Linked DNA regions of Homo sapiens: region 2 is linked to region 1. The links are chromatin loops, found by intact Hi-C in ENCODE. Cell type or tissue: endothelial cell of umbilical vein. All regions are shown on one strand.

Region 1 (2,500 bases):
CCAGAACTCGCCTTCAGCTCCCAGATTGAGAAATCCTCTCTGTCCTTTGGTGCCCTCCACAGCTAATGGCAGTTAACTTCTAATATTGGGTTTGTGCAAAGTTTCTCCAATCCTGAAAGCTGCCACATTTCACGCTTGAATTACAAGTCAATTAAGAGCAAAACAAAACAAAAACCTATTCTTTCTTGTCTTGAGTCATTCTATATTATAATTACCATGTTGTTGCCTTTCCTCTCTCTTCCTAACCCAAATCATGAAGCACAGGAGAAGTCCTGTTACCTGCCACATACAGACCAAAGAAGAACCCATTCTAACACAGCTTTGCCTACTGCTCAAAGAATTCACAGTAGCAATGTTGATCTGCTTATAATAAAAAATTCTGCTTTCTCTACTGACCAGATAGTGGGTATTCCACAACACAAAAGCAGCTGCTTAGATGTGTATTTGGGGTTGTTGGAATATTTTCCCATTCGTATAACATGCAGCTTCAAAACACAATTGATTGCTTAGTTGTCCTATTAGGAATACAATTGGCCAGGCGCGGTGGCTCACGCCTGTAATCCAGTACTTTGGGAGGCCGAGGCGGGTGGATCACCTGAGGTCAGGAGTTTGACACTAGCCTGGCCAACTTGGTGAAACTCCATCTGTACTAAAAATACAAAAATTAGCTGGGTGTGGGTGGCAGGCACCTCTAGTCCCAGCTACTCGGGACGCTGAGGCAGGAGAATTGCTCGAACCTGGGAGGCGGAGGTTGCAGTGAGCCGAGATCGCTCCACTGCATTCCAGCCTGGGTGACAGAGCGAGACTCCCTCTCAAAAAAAAAAAAAAAAAAGGAGTACAATTAAGCTGGTAGAGCTGATATTTATAAGAGAAAGCCATGGCTATGGAAGGGGAGAGGAAAGGAGAGCTGAACAACAGTTGGGTCTTTCGTTTACTCATACAAGTGTTTACTAAGCATGCAGGAGTTCAAGGTGAGGAGCTGGGTGTTTTGCACTTAGGCCCCACCCTCAAAAAGCACACCCTCTGTCTAGAGAGAAAGACACACTGTGGATGACAATTTACAGGTGTGAAAAGGACTACAGAGAGTGTTCTGAGGTTGCTGATCAGCAAGGTGAGGGAGGCCTAAGTCTTACAGTGTCTTTGGAAGACTTTCAATTAAACTCACTTACTCATTAAAGTACTTCTAAAGGTTTTAATTTGCTTACAACCTCCTTGTGTGTGTGAGTGTGTCACAGCCGCTGTGATTCTCATGAGAGGTAAACCCATGCCTCTGGATTCTAGAGCCGATGCTTTCCTCAGACACTAGGGGTCAGCAGCTTCCAAGAGTTGTGAGTCAGGCTAGGAGCCCCAGTTCCTTGGGTGCTGCTAGGAGTGGGTTGGAGCTGATTCTCAGAACAGCAGGAGTCTAATAGGCACTGTAGTTGCTCTTCCAACACCACTCTCCTTCTTTTAGTAACTACCTTAACTTTTATTTGAGCACCTTCAATTCCTCCTGCAAAGCCCAGGTGCTTGGGGGAAGTTGATCAGGTGGTAGGGCTTGTGGCTCATTATCCCATCCCCTGGCTCCACTTACGGGTTCAAGGATAAACACCACACCCTATTTGGGCCAATGAGATTGAGGAGAAATCTGCTGAGGATGACTGGGAAAATAGTTCCTGGCTCTTTTGAGAGAGTTCTTGGAAGTGACCATTTCTTTTTCTCCCTCTCCCTAGACAGTGATGAATAAACTCAAAGGAAAGGAAAATCATTTGGCAACCGGAAGGTGTGGGAGGATAGCTGTAAATGAAACTGACGGCAAAAAACAGAGCAGAGAAGTTTAAAGAAAAAAAATAACAGCATTCCTGGTGATGCCCCATTGGGCCAATGAAACAAACACATTCTGAAGCCTTTCCTAACCAGGAGCCAACCAATCTCATCACTGTGAAGCCAGGTTAGTTTGGTTTTCCATGATTTTCATCTGACTGAAGGCATCTCAAGTATACACCGAGGGGACAAAGGCAAGCTTTGGAAAATGTGGTAGCAAGTGATCTGCAAGCTACTATTTAATAAACTTTATGCCAGCTCACCCTACCCTGCAGACATCACAGCAGCAAATAAATGAGAGGGAGGGGACCCAGAATGCTTAACTGGGGAAGAAAAACTGAGGAAGACATTGTATACTCATGGCCTGCCTCTTTTCCAGTTGGCTGAGAAGCCCTTTTTATTAATTTGTTCCATTTCCTTACCATGTCCTTAGCAGTGGAGATATATTTTTTGGAAATGTATTGATCACAATTATATTTCCTTACACTGGGAGGACAAGGAGGCTCCCTGCAACAGACCTTTGAAAGTAATGAACTGACAGAGAGAACAGGCCTCCAGTTCCAGCTCTCTGCTACCAATCTCCCTCACCTGCTCAGCCCAAATCAGTCTCTAAATACTCAGAGCTCTAAAAGAGTGGGATTTCCTATAGTTCATTGTGGGGTTTTACCTCTAACTCAGTAAAGAATCACTGAGAGGG
Region 2 (2,500 bases), 350 kb after region 1:
GGAGACCATACCTGGGATAGCAGCAGTCGGAGCATGAGGACTTCTAAGAAAGTGAAGAATGTGAGTGAACAGCAAACATGATTGAGTGCCGAGTATGCAGAGAGAGTAAATGTGCCCTCATTATATATTGCATAATCAAAAAGAGAGAAGAGAAACTTATAATTATCTTCTTTGAATCATCAAATATACATGTAATTTTTGATGCCAAAGTTTAGAACAATGAAGAATAATATACTTACAGAAATAGCATAAAGGTATTCAGTGAAAACAAGTCCACATGAAGATGCATGTTAAACTGCATTAAGAATAAAACCCCTTATTTCATCAGAGCACAAGCTCAGGAAAGTCCCTGTACTTTCTAGCAAATATGTAGCTCCCTTAGGATTTTGTTTTTTCACTTTAAAGCAGATAAAAGAATACTTTTAGTTTTCTCTCTTTTAACTTTCTAGCTCCATGGATAAAAGATTAATTCCCTAATGGGATTTCCCCATCATTTATTGTGTTAAAATGTCATGAACTGTTCTTCTCTTCAGTGTGCAAGTTCTCTAAGCAATTACCTTCATGTGTTTTTCACTGAAGGTAAGTTTGGCTTCAATCCAGAAAACTCTTTACTATCTATTACAAGGAGCTATTACAACCAGCCCAAACCATTAACTCCTTTAAAAAAAAAAAAAAGAAAAGTCAGTTCATCTGTTGTGAGGCTGAACTAACTGTGTAACTTTTAAAAATTGCCCATGCTGAGTCCACTTCTTCCCTTGTTCTTAGTTTCCAGGAGCCAAAGAAGAAAAGAAGCTCAGAGGCCACTCTTGTGTCCTGAATACTTTGCCTGCTGAGATCGCCCTCCTGGGCTTGCAGTTTGTCTTTTGGGAGATGTAGTTAAACACATCCTCCAGGGAGTGCCCTCAGCAGCTAGAGTGAGGTCCTGGAGAGTGGACTTTTCTCAGGAGAGGGATGTATGTGGTTAGGCAGGCGTGGTCACCTGTTCCTGAGAAAGGACAACTACTGGGGAGGACAGAAGGGTTGTCATTGGATCAGTGCCATGAGTCACCCAGACACATTTGCATGAAGATAACTCATGGTGATTTCATATTACAATTATGTTTAAAGTTTCTTTTGGATTATTTCCTCAGAGCTCTGCATCACTTTGCAAGTATGTGCATGATAAAATGCTTAAAATTCCTTGCACAGAAGACATTCTCAAAAGTTTTATTAATTGCTAAGCCAGTTTTGAGGTTTAATATATTTTTGCCAACATTCTTTAAAAATACAGTAGTGCTCCTTTATCTGTGGTTTTGCCTTCCATAATTCCAGTTACCTGCAGTCAACTAAAGCCCAAAACTGCATGAGTAGAGAAGGGTAAGATATTTTGGGGGGCACATTTACATAATTTTTATTACATATATTGTTATAATTATTCTATTTTATTGTTAATCTCTTACTGTGCCTAATTTCTAAATTCAACTTTATCATAGGAATGTATGTATATGAAATAACATAGTATATACGGGGTTCAGTACTATTCACAGCTTCAGTCAGCCACTGGGGGTCTTGGAACATATCCTCTGAGGATAAGGGAAGACTACTGTATATATTTCTCTTTGATATGTCATATTTTCCTGAATGATATAACTCTGTTGAATCAACATCTAATACATGATATTTTAAATCAGATATTAATAAAACTAAACATTCTCTTTATAGCTTCCTCCCTTCCCTTCATCAAGGACTTCTCTTGCTCCTCCAATCCAACTCATACCTGCTCAGTAAATGAATTGTCCCAAAGCACAGCACCAATTTTGCAACTTCCCTACTTCCAAAATGTTATACACATAAAAAAAAAAAACAGAAACAGCACAAGCATAACAGAAATGATAATTACAAAGAATGGTAAGGACAAACATATTCACCATAATTCTACACCAGGATATCACTTTATACATTTAACATGCATCATTAGCACAACTCACAATTACATCCTAATTTGTTTATAATGATCTTCAATTAGATGAGCTATTATTCTTGGAAATCTCCTTTTTAAATGAGGAAGTTGGAGCTAATTATAGGCATGGTCATCAGTAAACACATCCAGAATTTCTCACTATCTCTCATTTTTAAAATACCACGTATAAATGAATATATTTAATTTTTACAGAGACAAATGGCATATGCAAGCTTTTGTAATTTGAGAAAAAAATTCTTATAGTACAAAAATTCCAAATTATAATTATAGTAAGGGTTTTATTTTGCCACGCTAATTAGATAAACTTAATTTGATAAATACACACCATGTGAACACAATGTTATGTTTTTAACAACCCTTCCTGATATTGTGTGCTTCTATAAAATCCTTTATTAAAAATCATGATCTTTAAAATTTTCTGCATATTTTTATGAGGATACACACTTATTTATGATGTGTGTATGTGACTACATGTGACTTTCTCACTCTTTGATACTTCTAAAGTCAGGTCAGGGTGACCAAGAGGTTTGGGAAGAAAAA

What was found. Hi-C counts contacts between places; a loop is a spot of excess contacts. Peaks named below come from ENCODE experiments on the same cell type or tissue, not always from the same donor. Only the 100,000 strongest peaks of a DNase experiment are listed, where the experiment ranks them.
Region 2: a loop joins it to region 1, with 3 times the contacts of the local background. A loop is called at or near these places in 4 of 110 quality-filtered maps.

Annotation. Positions count from the first base shown.
Region 1 is chr3:159,804,141-159,806,640 of GRCh38, reverse strand. All of the region lies in intron 4 of IQCJ-SCHIP1 (IQCJ-SCHIP1 readthrough), which reads right to left. All of the region lies in intron 2 of SCHIP1 (schwannomin interacting protein 1), which reads right to left. It overlaps LOC101928351 (a long non-coding RNA gene), which reads left to right. Exons shown (of 4, transcript XR_007096144.1): 2 at 1,713-1,930. Among named protein-coding and RNA genes, the nearest start is that of IQCJ-SCHIP1-AS1, 37 kb to the right of the region's middle. In endothelial cell of umbilical vein, a CTCF peak has its summit at 1,291 (motif pointing right); a DNase peak (open chromatin) is centred at 1,340; H3K27ac peaks cover 251 bases.
Region 2 is chr3:159,456,740-159,459,239 of GRCh38, reverse strand. The region is part of intron 4 of IQCJ-SCHIP1 (IQCJ-SCHIP1 readthrough); the gene reads right to left. The region is part of intron 1 of SCHIP1 (schwannomin interacting protein 1); the gene reads right to left. Among named protein-coding and RNA genes, the nearest start is that of MIR3919, 180 kb to the right of the region's middle. In endothelial cell of umbilical vein, no CTCF peak of the experiment used is centred here; a DNase peak (open chromatin) is centred at 1,019.